2 separate regions of the Homo sapiens genome follow, and region 2 is linked to region 1. Evidence: chromatin loops called from intact Hi-C (ENCODE). Cell type or tissue: PC-9. All regions are shown on one strand. Links, peaks and the distances in the headings refer to the core of each region. The heading gives the core; the rest is flanking DNA.

Evidence for each region. A loop is a pair of places that touch in the nucleus more often than their neighbours do. Peaks named below come from ENCODE experiments on the same cell type or tissue, not always from the same donor. Only the 100,000 strongest peaks of a DNase experiment are listed, where the experiment ranks them.
Region 2: a loop joins it to region 1, with 8 times the contacts of the local background. A loop is called at or near these places in 5 of 110 quality-filtered maps.

What each region holds. Positions count from the first base shown.
Region 1 is chr1:16,006,903-16,014,007 of GRCh38, forward strand. SRARP (steroid receptor associated and regulated protein) reads left to right here. Exons shown (of 2, transcript NM_178840.4): 2 at 1-1,905. Among named protein-coding and RNA genes, the nearest start is that of SRARP, 6.2 kb to the left of the region's middle. RefSeq lists silencers at 5,987-6,196, 6,347-6,606. In PC-9, for the core only: CTCF peaks have their summits at 311 (motif pointing left), 2,257 (motif pointing right) and 2,457; a DNase peak (open chromatin) is centred at 439.
Region 2 is chr1:16,068,117-16,077,117 of GRCh38, forward strand. FAM131C (family with sequence similarity 131 member C) reads right to left here and starts at 5,535. Exons shown (of 7, transcript NM_182623.3): 1 at 5,305-5,535. The coding sequence starts at 5,326. RefSeq lists a silencer at 5,430-5,589 and an enhancer at 5,798-6,297. In PC-9, for the core only: no CTCF peak of the experiment used is centred there; no DNase peak of the experiment used is centred there; H3K4me3 peaks cover 1,393 bases.

The DNA of each region.
Region 1 (7,105 bases), core at 1-5,000:
GAATGCCCCAGCATGACGGGGAGGGGCAACGGGTTTCTTGCTGCCATCTTGGCTCAGAGGCGAGTGTGTAGGTCACTGCAAAGGCAGGGGATACCACGTGGGGAGACTCGAGGGCCATGCCAGTTGGGGCTGGGAGGCTCAGGGAAGTTGGCTCCAGGAGACTCCATCCCATAAGGCAGCCCAGGTGGGACCTGGGGATCTGAGATGGGAAATAAGGGGATCTGGCTTCTCAAAAGGGAGGGAGGTACTCAAAAATAGAGTATCATGTTTGAACGAATGAAAACAAGACATGTTATTTATTGAGCATCTACTGCATACCAGGCTCATGCTGCCCTCTAGGGATAGCAAAAAAAAAAAAAAAAGGTGGGGGGAGGAGGTTCACCCCTCAGGGCAATCGTGTTCCCTGAGCAGGAGGTGGAGTTACTGGTGTGGGTGTGAAGGTGTCTGTGAGTCTAAGGCATGCACAGCACTGTGAGAAACCCTAAAGCAACCTATTTAAGGAAGTCAGTCTCAAAGCTCCCAGATAAAAATCACTGGGTTTTTCTGTATTTATTTTAGAGACAGAGTCTCACTCTATCACCCAGGCTGGAGTGCAGTGGAACAATCACAGCTCACTGCAGCCTCAAACTCCTGGGCTCAAGTGATCCTCCTGCCTCAGCCTCCCGAGTAGCTGAGACTATAGGTGCACCACTACGCCCAGCTTGACTTCTTTTAGTAGAGAAGAGGTCTCACTGTGCTGCCCAGGCTGGTCTTGAACTCCTGGCCTCAAGCTATCCTCCCGCTTCAGCTTCCCTAAGTGCTTGGATTATAGGTGTGAGCCACCGTATCTGGTCATTAATTTATTCAATGACTATTTTACTAGGTTCCTACAAATACTAGCTGCTAACATTTAACATGTAATTGACCATTTACTCTGTGTCAGAGAAACAACATGGGCACTGTATTTGTGACCATTTTATAGATTAGAGAGCTGAGGCACAGAGAGGTTGAAGAATGGACTCAAAGTTCCATAGACTGGTACCATTGAGATTAGAACTCAGGCAAGTCTGGTGCCCATATTCTTGCTTGTAACTGTAAGGTATATACCCTCTCATCCTGGTAGCGTCTCTTCTAGGCAGAGGGGACACACAGAGGATAAATGTAACCCTGTCCTCAAGGAGCTCACAGCCAGGTGGGGGAGGCCAGAAAGAAAGCACACAATTGCCATAGCTTCTGAGAAGTGCAACAGTAAGGGCAACACAGAATGATGCTGGAGGACAACCAGCCCACTCTAGAGAGAGGAGATCAGGGAGGACTTCCTGCAGGAAGTGATGCCGAAAATGAGATCTGACCGGTGACTAAGCTATACAAAAGGGTGGGGTGGGGGAGCAAGTGGGGAGTGCTCTGGGCAGAAGGACCAGTCGTTCAGTCTGGCTAGGGTAATTGTCATTCATTCATTTATTCACCAAGTATTTATTGGGCATCCACTGAATGCCAGGCTTTGGGCTAAACCATGAGATGGAGCAATGAATAAGACAATGAGGCCCAGCCACAAAATAGTTTATCCTCTAGTTGGGGGAGACAGGCAATGCACACACACAAAACAAACAGATCAGAAAGGTGGCAGGAGGCCAGGCGCGGTGGCTCATGCCTGTAATCCCAGCACTTTGGGAGGCCAAGGAGGGGGAGGCGGGGGGAGATCACCTGAGGTCAGGAGTTCGAGACCAGCCTGGCCAACTTGGCGAAAACCCGTCTCTACTAAAAATATAAAAATTAGCTGGGCGTGGTGGTGGGCACCTATAATCCCAGCTACTTGGGAAGCTGAGGTGAGAGAATTGCTTGAACCTAGAAGGCAGAGGTTGCAGTGAGCCGAGATCTCGCCACTGCACTCCGGCCTGGGTGACAGAGCAAGAGCAAGACTGTCTCAAAAAAAAACCAAAAAAGTAAAAAGAAAAGAAAAGTGGCAGAAGCTGCATCAGGTGAGGCCTGGCAGGCTGCAACAAGACCTTTAGATCTTAGATCTTATTCCCAGATGGCAGCACTGGAAATTGTGAGCAGACAGCGTCATGGCCAGACGTACCTTTGGAAAGGATCCCTCCGGGCCTTCTGACTGCAGGGAGGAGGCACCGGAGGCTGAGTCTTAATCCTGAGAAAGGAGAGCAATGGTTTGGACTAGAGAGGAGGACGCAGTACAATCTGGTCGACATATGCCCATTCTACTCTCCTGAAGGCCCCAAGGACAAGGCTGCAGAGGGAGTTTGAGACCCTCAAGGAGAAAGGAGACCTGTGGCTGCACATCCGGCTTTTCACCAGCAGGTGTCGCCCTCTCATCAGACTAGAGGACACTGGGTCCAGGCCTGGACAGGGAAGGTGTGGACCTGCTGGGTCTGGGACTAAAGCCTTGGGGCCAGCCAACCAGTGGGTCTGTTTTTCAGAAGCCAGACTCATTCTAACCAATACTCCTTTCATCCAGAATAATGAATGTTTACTTTATGCCAGGCACCCAGCAAAGTGACATTTCAGAATTGAACCCTGGGGGGTCTTGGTGAGGATTCAGAGGAACCAGGCACTTATACCACTTATACTTGCTCCGTAAAGGGAGCTGTCATCATTACTATTGATGTCGTCAGTTACTATAGCTGTCGTCATTACGGGGCAATTGAATATACACCCCACACCCCATCAGTTCACCTGACCCCAGTCATGTGAGGTCGGCATGATTTCTCTTGCCATTTTACAGAGGAAACTGAGGCACAGAAAGGTCGAATACTTTGCCCAAGGTCACTAACTGGAAACCGGTAGAGCCCAAATCCAAACCTCAGGCAATGTGACTGCGCACTGCGCTTGCAGCCCCATACTGTGCTGTGAACACACTGGTCACAGCGGTTCAATAAGTGAGTGAAGAATGATCCAGCCTGGCACCCGGCAGCATGTGGGGAGTGTCCGGAGACTGAATGGGTGGTAGGGCCCTCGCTGAGATGGAGCACACAGGCGGAGTAGCCAGTGGGGACATGGGGAGATGACAGGTTCAGGAGGCGGATGTCGTGTGAGGGACTGTGGGACATGCCGGAGGGGATGTGGGCAGGTGGTGACCCATTCCCCATTGGAGCTCTGGTCAGAGGTTGAGGCTGGCAATGGGGCTGCATTGGTATATAGGTTGGTGATGAAGTTGCTCTGGGAAGGTGAGGTGTGAGACCAGGTCATCAGGCCTGTGAGAAACCAACTTACCTGTCCAAACCCAAAGAATGGGCTCAGAGGCACATAGAACAGTGGAAGAGAGACTTTTAATGATGGTCTTACGAGATCGGGTGTCTGGTGGGCAGGCACACCCAGCACAGTTACAACAAGCAATTTATCCCCTAGTGCGCAGGTCCCTCCCCTGGTTCCTCATAGGCTGAGTACTGTAGGATCACAATCTTCCTGGATGTCGCCTATTGGTTGTTGGGTAGGAGCTTTTAGGTGTTTTCTTTAGGATTTTCTTGTTGCATTTTGTTGCAGCCCACAATACATTGCAATCATAGCCAGCTTAGGGTTTTCTTAAGTATCTGACTTATGACCTAGGTAGTCAGGCAAGCTGATAAGAATAGACAAAGCGAGCTATTTTGCAGGCTAGTGAACTTTCATTCTAGACTCAACTTTTTTGGTTTGGGTGAGGGCAACTAAGCGGGCCCCGACAAGCAGGCGCCGGCTATCAAAGCAGGGGCCTAGTATATTCTGTTCTTCTGTAGTTTGCGGACTCAAACCTATTCAAGCCACTTTGTTTTGGAAATGGACCACTGTATACATTATTTCCTTTAGGCCCAAGGTGACAGAGGTGTGAAAAACTTGGAATATGCAAAAAAGATCACAAAACATATCCAATACCATCTACGCATCGTCTGATTCTCAAGGGGGTGAGCATTTTTCTTTGCCTTTGAGCTATTTTACAACTCTGTCTATTGTAAGTAGCCCGTAGGAATGCAACATACTTCTTGTCTACAGACAAGCAGATTCTGTCCTGTCCTGTTCAAGTCCAGTGGACTCTCCTTCCCAACTGTGGAAGAAGCCAGTGTTACCTCTGTGCACATTCATTTCAATATTCCCTGACCTACAGATATCATCTGTTCTTTGCCTCCTTCTTTGAACTGCTTGTGACATCTTACTGGTTCCTTCATTAACCATGAATTAAGTAAAATCATCAGTGAGAATGTAAAATGGTACAGCCACTTTGGGAAACAGTCTGGCAGTTCCTCAAACAAACATGGAGCTTTCAGAGGACCCAGCAATTCTGCTCCTAGATATATACTCAAGAGAAGTGAAAACATTCGTCCATGTGAAAATCTGCACAAATGGCCAGGCGTGCAGTGGCCGGTGTAATCCCAGCACTTTGGGAGGCCAAGGTGGGTGGATCACCTGAGGTCAGGAGTTCCAGACCAGCCTGGCCAACATGGTGAAACCCCGTCTCTACTAAAAATATAAAATTAGCCAGGCATGGTGGTGCACGCCTGTAATCCCATCTACTCAGGAGGCTAAGGCAGGAGAATCGCTTGAACCCAGGAGACGGAGGTTGTAGTGAGCCGAGATCGCGCCATTGCACTCCAGCCTGGGTGACAAGAGTGAAACTCTGTCTCAAAAAGAAAAAAAAGAAAATCTGCACGAGTGCACAGAGCAGCACTAGTCACCAAAACCAAAGGGTGGAACCAAACCCAAGCATCCATCAACTGATGAAAAGGTAAGCAAATTGTGACCTAGCCATGCAACAGAATATGTTTCAGCCTTAAAAAGGAAAAGATTATTGGTCCATGCTACAATATAGATGAATCTCGAAAACATTATGCGAGGTGAAAGATGTCAAATACAAAAGGTCACTTTTTTTTTCTTTTTCTTTTTTTTTTGAGACAGGTTCTCACTCTATTGCCCAGGCTGAAGTGTAGTGGCTCAAACATGGCTCACTGCAGCCTCAACCACCAGTGCTCAAGCAAGTCCTCCAGCCTCAACCCCCAAGTAGCTGGAACTACAGGCATGTGCTACCATACCCTGTTAATTTTTGCATTTTTTGTGGAGATGCAGTTTTGCCATGTTGTCCAGGCTGATTTCAAATAAATACTTTGTATTTATTGAGCTCAGGCAATCCACCCTCTTCAGCCTCCCAAAGTGCTGGGAATGCAGGAGTGAGCCACCACACCCGGTCATTTTTTATTTTATTTGAGTCAGGGTCTCACTGTGTCACCCAAGATAGAGTGCGGTGGTGCGATCACGGCTCGCTGAAGCCTCCATCTCCTGGACTCCAGCCATCCTCCCACTTCAGCCTCCCGACTAGCTGGGACCACAGGTGCACGTCACCATACCAGCTAATTTTCGTATTTTGTGTAGAGACGGGTTCTTGCCATGTTGCCCAGGCTGGTCTCTAAACCTTGGGCTCAAGAGATCCTCTCACCTCAGGCTCCTGAGCATGCGCTACTTCCATCTGACTTTGAAGACAGGGTTTGGGAAGGGGCTCTGAACATCTGCCTGGGCTCTTTGTGCTCTGGCTCTGGAGGGCTTCCTGGAGGAGGAGGCCTTTGGCCTCTGCTAGGCCTTCAAAGTGAGGAAACCTTCTAGGTCCTCTCTGCCCCTCCCAGTCTCTGGTACTACCTGACCTGGACTTTCTCACAGGTCTCCAGCCCCAGAGAGCTGCGTCTTTTCAATTTCCCCTACCTGCTGCCCAGGCCCACCCCCAAAGCTACAAGACGCGAGAGCCCCCTTTCCCTGTGGGGGCTGCCAGGGTGGGAGGAGGGAAGCTGCCTCAGCCCATTGGTGGTGGCGACTGATCCAGGTTGACCCAGCAGATGGCCTTCCAGAGCCATAGCAAGGATTCACATCCCAACCGTGCCACTTCCAGGCTGGGTGACCTTGGGCCAGTTGCCTGACCTCGCTGATCCTCCGTGTCCTTCTAGGCACACCGTTAATCATAGTACCTGCTTTGCAGGACTCTTGTGGGAATCAGCGGCGCGCCTGGCACACACTAGTTGCTCAATGAATGGGGCGGCTATAATTACTCTTCCGGGTGGGGGCGGGGCGCAGGGCCTGCAGCCAGGCCTATATTTAGCCTGGAAGGGGGTTGGGGGCGCTGGGAGACAAAGCGCCGCGGCCAGTCTGGGCGCCCAGGGGGCGGAGCCGGCGAAAGCCCCGCGGCCGACCCGCCCTCCCCTACCGCAGGGTCACCTTGGCCGGGCTGGCGGCCAAGGGCTCCTTCAGACCCGACGTGCCCCAGCGGCCCAGCGGCCGCTTGGTCCCCTGAGCAGTCCTCATCCTCGCAAACTGCTGTCTGGGGAGGGGGCTGCTGGGGGCTGGGGGTGGTTTTCGGCCCCACTGACCACTTGGGAAGCTGCCCCCTTTCCCAGCACCGGCCGGCCGAGGGAGGGCTCGCTGAGATCCGTACGCCAAGGTGAGCCTGACCCCGGGTGGGGGGCGTGGGAGGGGGAGCCAGGCTGGCTCCTCCCCCAACCTCGCGCCAATGAGTGTCGGGGCTGCAAATAGCCCAGTGGAATCAGTGAGTCATGGAGGCTGGAAATACCGCGCCCCCTCTGATCCCCTCCCCTCCTCCTGACCGCAGCCGGTGGAGCTGCACTGGGGAGCAAGCCTGGGGGTGTGAGGGGTGGGGGACCCCTCCGGAGAGCTCCCCTCCCCAGGCTCCCTGAACCAACCCGGACACCCCCGCCCCCAAGTTCCAGCTGGCTTTGCCTCTGGGGCTGTGTGACCCTGGGCCAGTCACTCAGACTCTCTGGGCCGCAGAATCCCCATTAGGTACAAGAAGGGCTTCAAGAGGGCAGGCGACCCGGTGCAGCCTGCCCACCTTTGCGTCCCTGCGCCTGGGACTGAAACAGTGCCCGCCACATAGCAGGACAGTAAATATCTCTGGAAGGAAAGAAATAATAAAAAGGGAAGGGCAGGCAGTTGGACGAGAAGGTGTTGCAAGGGTTTTCCAGAAACAATCCTGGGGTTCCTGCCCAGGGGGGTCTGGGGAGCCCACGGAGGAGGCCGAGGAACGCCCACATTTTGTGAGGTCTTCAGCTTTAACTTGAGCTACAACCCCCATCCCCAAATCTCAAAGAAGGTGTGTCTGTTTCTCTCAGGGTTTCCAGCCCTGCCCTAAGTTTGAGAACTC
Region 2 (9,001 bases), core at 2,460-7,459, 64 kb after region 1:
GCCCCTCTAGCCAACCATTGCCCGGGTGTGTACTGCCCAGCTGTGATGTGCCGGGCTCTGCCCTTGGCTCTGAAGAGAACGTAAGCGGCCAAGGCATTCCTCTTACGGTCCCTGAGCTGGGTTTAAGTCCCCGCTTCTCACTTTCCGCTGCAGGGGGTGGGCATGGGACTTAGCCCCTGTGAGCCTTGGATTCTCATCTGTGAAATAATACCAGCCCAGAAAGGGCTGCAGCAAGGAGGAAGCACCTGCCACAGCAAGCAGTCCGTAAGCAGCAGCCGCTCCACCCCTCTCCCCTCAGTGTCTCTCTCTGGACAATGGGACACATCTTGGTCAGCCACTCCTCTGGTCCTGTCCCCAGGGCTGGAGCTGGCTCTGGAGGCTCCGCAGAGGGAAGCCCTTGAGGGTGAGTCCTTGGCCGCTCTGCCTGTTGAGTCACTGCCAGGGGAGCAGGCCACAGAGCTTGGCAGAGGCCAGGCCTCGAGTGGACTGAGTGTCCCCTCCTCCCCAGGACATTTGTTTACAGGTCACCTGAGCCGTGACAATAGCTCATCTGTGGGTTGGCTCAGCTCAGAGCTATCCAAGGGGGTCCCTTTCTCTCCCCGTGCAAGGATGGAGAGAGAAAATGGGCTCCTCCCCAGGACTTCCACACACCCCAGCTCCTCCCCACTTCCTTCCCCAGGCTCCCTCCCATCCTGTGACCTGGCCTCTGGGAACATCTTGCTCCAGCCTCACCTCCCACAAGCAACCTGCCCAGATTGGCCTCTGCTGGATTAGGTACCTCACCTGTGGTCCTAATGGCCAAAGTCTGGCCTGCAGTGATTTGCCGCCACTGTTTACTGAGCAGGTGTGACAGTACTGTGTCAGGTACTGTCTGTCCTAGGCCTGTTCACCCATGATCTCTCATTTAACCCACACAACAATCCTGCAAAGTACATGTTATGCCCATTTTACAGATAGGGAAACGGAGGCTCAGAGAGGATAAATCACTTATGCAAGGTCACCTGCTAATAAGCAGCAGAGATGAGGGTCACACTTCGGCCCTTGTGAAACTCCAAAGCTTGTGCCCCAACCACTAAACAGTGCTGATCTCCAGACAGGGTCCTCGGGGCATCCTTCCAAGGGTTCATGCATACTGCCTCCCCCATTAGGCTACTCCACGGGCAAAGCTGTACCTCTCTCATCAGACTGTGAGCTCCCGAAGGGCAAGGTCCCACCTACCCTTTCCTCAGTGCCTGGTGTAGGACTGCTCAGGACTTGGAAACTATGGGTGGCTCTGGTCGGCCCCCTTAGAGCTTGTGCCTTCACCCAGACATGATCAGATGTCTGAGTTTCCAGAAGAAAATTCTCGGTCTCTAATTTCTACTCTCACCCCCGACCCCACCGGCCCCCAGTGCATTGGATACCCCCAAGGTGGGGCCAGGAGGCTGATCAGTTGGCCTGGAGGAGAGGGCTGGGGCATGAGTGAGGAGGCAGAGTGGTTATGGCACCAAGGGCATGGAGCGGGTACTGAGCCCCTGGAACTGGAGAGAAGGGGGGCAAATATTCCTCTCTGTTCCATACAGACTGCCATTGGTTGCAGAGCCCCCAACAAATAGGGACCATTCAAGTGTTCCAAGAGGTTGTTTTTCTAAGCACTGGCCATATACTTAGCACCTCTTTTTGTTTTTGAGACAGGGTCTTTGTTGCCCAGGCTAGAGTGCGGTGGAGTAATCACAGCTCACTGCAGCTTCGACCTCCTGGGTTCAAGCCATCCTCCTGCCTCAGCCTCCCAAATAGCTGGGACTACCAGCACACACCACCACAGCTAGGTAATTTTTAAAAAGTTTTTTGTAGAGATGGGGTCTCACTATGTTGCACAGGCTGGTCTTGAACTCGTGGGCTCAAGCGATCCTCCCGCCTCAGCCTCCCAGTATTTAGATTATAAGCGTGAGCCATAGCACCTCTCTCTCTATAGGGACGTAAGAAAGCAAAGGACGGGGTTTCCACACTCAGGCTCTGGGGTCACATTGACCTGGATTCAAGTCCTGCCTCTCCATGCCCTGGCCATGTGACCTGAGGGAAGACCCTCCCGTTCTCTGAGCCCCACATCCCTTGTCACAGGGTTGAATGAGAACTAACTAGGTCAGGAGAGCAAAGGCTCAGCCTAGCTCAGGATAAGCGCTCAACAAACGGTAGCTTAAAAATAGATAATGAATGCAAAATAGCTCCTGGAAACAGCATTTGTTGCCTTAATCTGGTCCCAATCACTTTCTCAATGTCCTCAGCACCTCGAGTGCCTGCCACCCGCTGCCTTTCCCATGAGGCAGGATGTGGCTTAAAACCTCTGTAGGTTTCCCCTTCCAGCCATGAAGGCCCACATTAGCTGTCTGCACAGACAGGTAATAAAAATTAAAGGCCGGGTGCAGTGGCTCACACCTGTAATCCCAGCACTTTGGGAGGCCGAGGTGGGAGGGTGGCTTGAGGCCAGGAGTTCGAGATAAGCCTGGGCAACATAGTGAGAGCCTGTCTCTATTATAATATATACAATATTAAAATTAAAAGTAAAAATGAGAGCAATAGCTAATATGTACGAGTGCTTACTATGTGTTGGGTACTGGTCTGAATGCCTTACATGAATTAAGCCATTTAGTCCGCCCAGCAACCCTATGACATCAATACTATTATAATTCCCATTTTAGAGATGGGAACACTGAGATACACACACAAGGTCAAGTCACTTGCTGAGGTCACAGAGCTAGTAAATGGTGGAGCCCTGCTTCGTATTCTGCACTCCTAGCCTCTCTACCAACTAGGCAGACGCTAACTGCTGCCGATGCTGGGATGGGGTGATTTTCCCAGGTGTGGCCTGACCTAGGTTTTGGGGTTTGGCTGGGTGGCCCCAGCTGGGTGCAAGCTCTGGGCTCAGTATGGGCATCAGCCTGAGGCCTGCAATCCTTGGCCTTGGCCAAGGGTGGACGCACTCCCTCCACCCTTCCTTCTGTAGCAGTGCCTACCTGGCCTAGGAGGCACTGAGCGCTCAGAGGCTATGATTAGCAATCGATTGCTGGTGCAGGGGCCAGGTGGGGGGCTCAGGAGCCCACAGCAGCCTGCAGCTCCAGGAGAGTAGACAGGTGCAGGCACCAGGGCCGAGGGCTGGCTGTGAGTGCAGAGACTGAGGCCCTAGGCTGTGGAGTCAGCATGCCATGGTTTAAATCTTGGCTTATACTATCCTAGCTGTGTGGCCCTGGACAAGTCACTCCACTGCCCTCTGCCTCAGTTTTCCCACTTGTAAGATAGGGACTGTGTTCATATATAACCCAAACTAGCTTTATCTGCCTAAAACTTTCAGACTAGTATGCACTCGGAGAGCATCAGTGATAAGGAGAGGGCAGGGTGGGTCAGTGATGCAGCCACCCAGAGTCTCTGGGACCCTGGCTGTCCCCTGCCCACATGGCTCCCCATATTCCTTTCACCTCAACCCAACTTTCCTGGATGCATGTTGAGACTGCCAGGGGCCCCGTCCTCTCAGGAGGGGGACAAGGCTGGACTATACAATTAGATCTGGGGGGCGCTGAGGAAGCCCAGGCTGCAGAAGGAAGGGTGGAGAGAGCGTATCTTGGCTGCTGTGGCCCCAAAGAGCCCTGGCAGAGGGGGCGGTGGAGGGAGCCCCAGGTGTGGGGTCAGAGGACCTGGGCCCCAGCCTCTCAGGGTGACCTTAGCAGGCGTCTCTTCCTCCCCGGCCTCTGTCCCATGCTCAGTGGGTTCTCAGCTCAAAGGCCAGTCCTTCTGGGCTGGGACCCCAAGGTGCCTGATATGGGGTGGCCAAGTGAAGGGGAAGGGACACTGAGGAAACACTCAGATCCCCTCCACCTGGAGCTGGCCCCAGCCAGAGACTGCCTAGAACCTTTGGGGTTTCTGGAGCCTGGTGCTCCTAAAGAACCCTCAGCACTCCTCACTCTTCAAACTTCCTTCCCCTCCCGCTAGGCTGCAGGCCTCCCGTACCAGGTGCTGTGCTGGGTTCCTTGCTGCTGGATGCCCAGCATGCACACGGTGCCTGGCACACGGCAGCTATCATGTTAATATCAGCTTAATGCATGGATAAGTAAAGGAACCCCACACAGCCTGACCCTGTACCTTCCCCTTCCCCAGCCGGGATTCCACCCCGATACCTCCCAGAGACATCCTGAGCCACTTACCTGAATGCCCACAGGAACTCCTGAGCAGAAGCCCTTCGAGTCCAGAGGATGGGGGAAGGTCATTGTGCTCCTTGCTCAATACCCCCAGGACAAGGTCCCCTCTATTCTGGGTAAGCTACTAGGGGTGATGGGTGTGGTGGTGGTCAGTGGGTTTGGCCTCAGCCTGCAGAGCCTGAACCAAGGCCAAAGCCACCCCCACTCCCAGTCACACCCCCCTGATCCCACTGTGGGGTGAACAGACCAAGGTGGGAGAAGGGCTCAGCCCAATCGCTTGTCTAAAATGTTGCCCAACAGCCTGTTGGAAAGCTGGTGGTGATGGGTGGGGGTGGAGGTAGGGGGCTCCAAAGACCAAACTGCCCATCCCCCAATCTCTGTGCAAGACTGTGTGTCCCCTCCTCACAGATAGAAGAGGCTGGGGCCTGCCCTGGGCCCCCAGGCAAGGGCAGGTCCCCTCCACCTCCTTGGGTACCACGTGGGGGAGAGTGGAGGGTGACAGGTCAGACACAGAGAGAAAGGCCCAGGGGTAACTGGGAACATCAGCTGTGCTCTGGCCCTTCTGTCCCCTGTCCAAGGATGGGGGTGGGGAGGAGGATTAGGGGGCAGGGGAACCTTCTTTATAACCTGTGCCCCACCATTAACCCTTTCCTGCCAACAGGGTTCAGGGGCTCTGCAGATGGGGGCACCCGGTAAGACGTGGGAAGGGGCTGTGGGGGTGAGCTGGTAAGACCTGTGTCTTGGGGAGGGGTGGGAAAGGGAGGGTCTGCTAGTTCTCCCGGTGCCCGCAGTTCCTCCGGGAAGCCAGGAAGAACCAGAGCTGGTTCCCAGGCACCCGGCAGGGGGTGTGTGGCTGTAGGGATGAGAGCGCGGCACGGCACGGGACCCTGCTTCGTGTCACCTGCGGGGCTGCAAACTGGGGCGGGGATGCGGTGACCTCTGCACGTGCGCTCTCTGCGCTGCCCCCGCCCCCTACCGTCCCTAGCTCTGTCCCCCTCAGGACGCCGCGTCCCCAGGGGTGCGGCGGGGCCGTGAAGGGCGGGTCGCCAGCCCCATCCCCCAGGTCTCCGAGCGGCGAGGGGACTGCGCGGGTCCCCGGCACCCGATCCCCCCGCCCCCGGCCGGGCCCCCTCACCTCGCGACACGCAGGAGCCCATCACGGGGCCGCGGGGCCGGGCCGCTGCGCCCGGGGTGCGTGGGGCCGCGGGGCGTTCATGTCTCCGCGGGCCCGGGGCTGAGCGCTGCGGAGCCAGAGGACGGGCGGGGCGGGGGGCTCGGGCGCCCTCAGCTCGGCCTCAGCTCCAGCCTGGGTCGTCCCTGCTGCCGCCGCGCCCGGCTCGCCTCGCGCCGCCGCCTCCCGCGCAGTGCCCGCCGCTGCCAGGGGAGGGCGACACCGCGGGGCGCGGCGGGCGGGGCCCGGGGGAGCGCAGCCGGGAGGCTCGGGCACACCTGTGGCCGCAGCGCGCGGGAGGGCCATCTCTGTCCCTTCGGGGCTCCCCCACCTCCTGGGGTTGCCCGGGCTGAAGGTCAGGGAAGGGGACAGAGGGGGCGGGGAGACTCCTGGCATTTGGGGCACAAAGTAAACAACATGAATTTAACCACACCAACGACGACTGGGCACGAAGGCTTGGGAGCGAGGAGGGGTGCGCGCAAGAACAACAGTTCCATTGGGCCTATTTTTAGAGGATGAAAGTGAGGCTCGCAGAAGTTAGAGGCCTTGCCTGAGAGCCCTAAGCTGTGAGTTCAGCGACTTTTGACTGTCAGCGCCTCATTCAGAGCTATTGAAATTAACATATGCAAAATAATATATGCCCAGAGGTGGGGTAGAGAGAGTGCGGGTAGATAGTGCGCTGGTGGCCTGGCGGCGGGATGAAGGGTCTCCAGCGATGGTTGAAGAGGGGGGCAAGGCTGCCTCTCAGGGCTTGTCTAGGGCAGAGTAAACTGAGGCACAGGTTTTTTTCCCCAGCCCTGGACGGCCTCTGTAGTCATTCACACTTACTCGCACGTACCTACACACACACTCTCCCATGTGTACATACCCCTCATTCACACACTGATGGTCATACACACACATATATATGCACACTTGCATTTACATACACGCACACACACTCACATACCTACACATGAATACACAGTCTCCCATGTGTACATACCCACTCACACCCACACAATGACAGTTATACACTCACATTGAAGCACGCTTGCATTTACACACACACACACACACACACATCCCAGCTCCTGAGGTGTGAAGATCCTTTAGCAAAATTTCCCATGCACACAGCACTCAATGTCAGTGTCTGAGACCCTCACTCACACATAGCATCTCGCTCTCTCCTTCATGCCCACCTGTGCATCAGGCAGGGCAGGCACTCTTGTGTCTGTTTTCCAGTTGAGGCAGCCAGGTTCACTGGTGGCAGCAGAGAAATGTTTTGAAGAATGAATAAGGAGGGGCCAGGCGCGGTGGCCCACGCCTGTAATCCCAGCACTTTGGGAGGCCAAGGCAGGCAGATCACTTGAGGTCAGGAGTTCGAGACCAGCCTGGCCAATATGGTGAAACTCCGTCTCTACCAAAAATATAAAAAATTAGCTGGGTGTGGGCTTGGCACAGTAGTTCATGCCTGTAATCACACCACTTTGGGAGGCCGAGGTGGGCGGATCACCTGAGGTCAGGAGTTTGAGACCAGCCTAGCCAACATGGTGAAACCCCGTCTCTACTAAAAATACAAAAATTAGCCAGGCATGGTGGTGGTGGGCGCCTGTAATCCCAGCTACTCAGGAGGCTGAGGCAGGAGAGTTGCTTGAACCCAGGGTACAGTGAGCCAAGACCATGCCACTGCACTCCAGCCTGGGCTACAAGAGAGAAACTCCATCTCAAAATAAATAAATAAATAAAAAGCTAGGTGTGGTGGCACAAGCCTGTAATCCCAGCTACTCGGGAGGCTGAGGCAGGAGAATTGCTTGAACCCGGGAAAGTGGAGGTTGCAGTGAGCCGAAATCGTGCCACTACACTCCAGCCTGGTCGGCAGAGTGAGACTCTGTTTCAAAAAAAAAAAAAAAAAAAAAAAAGAATGAATAAGGTTTGAGGCAGCAGCGTGGGATAGGGCTGGAGGCCTCTCAAGGGGCAGGATCTGGGCCAGGGCGCACTGCCAGAGCAGCTGAGCCAGGGAGTGGGTGCTGACTTCTTTCTCTTTCTCTAAGCTAGGTGCTCTCTGCCCAGTAAAGTCCGGGTGGAGAGCGGTTCTGTGCCTGGCCCTGGTGTCAGCAGACCTGGGTGAATGAGGGCTTAGCTCACACAAGCTGTGCGACCTTGGGTAAGTTGCTTCGCCTCTCTGAGTCTCAGATTTTTCATCTGTTAACTTAGGGTAAAAATCCCACCTCGTGGGATTGCTGTGAGGGCTGATGAAATTAATATATGCAAAATCACTGGCACGTAGTAGGTACTCAACTTAGGACTAAAAATAAATAATAGTGATAGTGAACACAAACAGGTATGATGTGTTATTACTCCACCACAGCTTCCCGACAGCCACAGGGAAGTCTGAGAACTTCCGTTCAACAGATGCATATAAAGCACCTACTGTGTGCCAGTGTGAACAAGACAAATGTGCCAATCCTTGAGTCAGCGCTGTATTCAGTCACAGTTGCTCAGAGCCCCCCTAACTGTACCCTCCAGGTCTGGCCTTGGAGAGGGTGGCTCAGAAAGGACAGCCTGCTATCACCTTGGATGCCCTGGTGCCAGGTGTGTGCCTGCCCTTGTGTGGAGAAGGAAAGGCGGATCTGCCTGTGCCAGGCTCTGGGGTCCCGTCCTGTGTGGCCTGGGCTTGTAAAGGCAGTGGTGTCCTTCTCTTCTTCCTGTCACGGAGTGACTGGATCTGGCTTGGAAGGAGGGCTCTGACTCACTATGACGCAGGATGCTCCGTCATGGCAGCTGATGCTCCCTGCTGGCAGCCTGACAGCTTTGGGGGTAGATGGGACAGGGAGAGGGACACTTGAGAAGACGACAGGGCAGCTCACAGGGGAGAGGATGCCTGGTCACCCCACTGTGCCCCATTTAGCCTAAGCCAGGGACAGGAGGGCAGGGCAAGGCAGTGGCCCCACCTAGGGTCCCTTGCTGACCCACTCAGAGATGTGGCTGGGCTGGAGATCTGGCTCTCCAGCCTCTGGTGTTCATGCTGGTCAGTTCCACATTGACTCAATCCTCTCCTTGTACACATTGGCACTCAGAGAGGGGCAGGGGCTTGCCCAAGGTCACACAGCAAATCAGTGGTAGAGCGGGGACTAGAACCCAGGTCTCCTGCCTCTCAGCCCAGCCCTGGCACCAGCCTGAGACCAGGCCACGCAGGGCCGGTGGCTCTCCTTGCACGCTCACATTCACCTTGGAATTCTGCTGAAGTAGACGATGTCCAGACAGCTCTGAGCTGTGTGGTTGTCCTCCCCGGGGCCACACTGTCCTTTCCCAGTTCACCCCATAGCCCATCTGCCCTGTGACCTTCCACTGCCCGCCCCCAGGGCCCTCTTTGCCATGCCGCTGCTGGGCTAGAGTGGAGAGGAGAGAGTGTCCAGGCTGTGCCCTTCACACCTAGCAGCCCATTCTCTTGCCATGATTTCGGGGATCCAGGCAGAACCCCCACTCCGGTGGCCTTGCTCCGAGCATGCATCAGCCCTGAGTGCCTGGCCCTGATTGGCTGGGCACTGGAGCGTGAAGAGGAGCTGCTGCAGGGTTTGATCAGAGAAAGATTAATCAAGGCCAACCATTACAGCGATGAATCAGACCAGGCCCTGCCCTGGCAGCCCTGGGGGTGGGGCGGGGACGCTGCAGGAGCCAC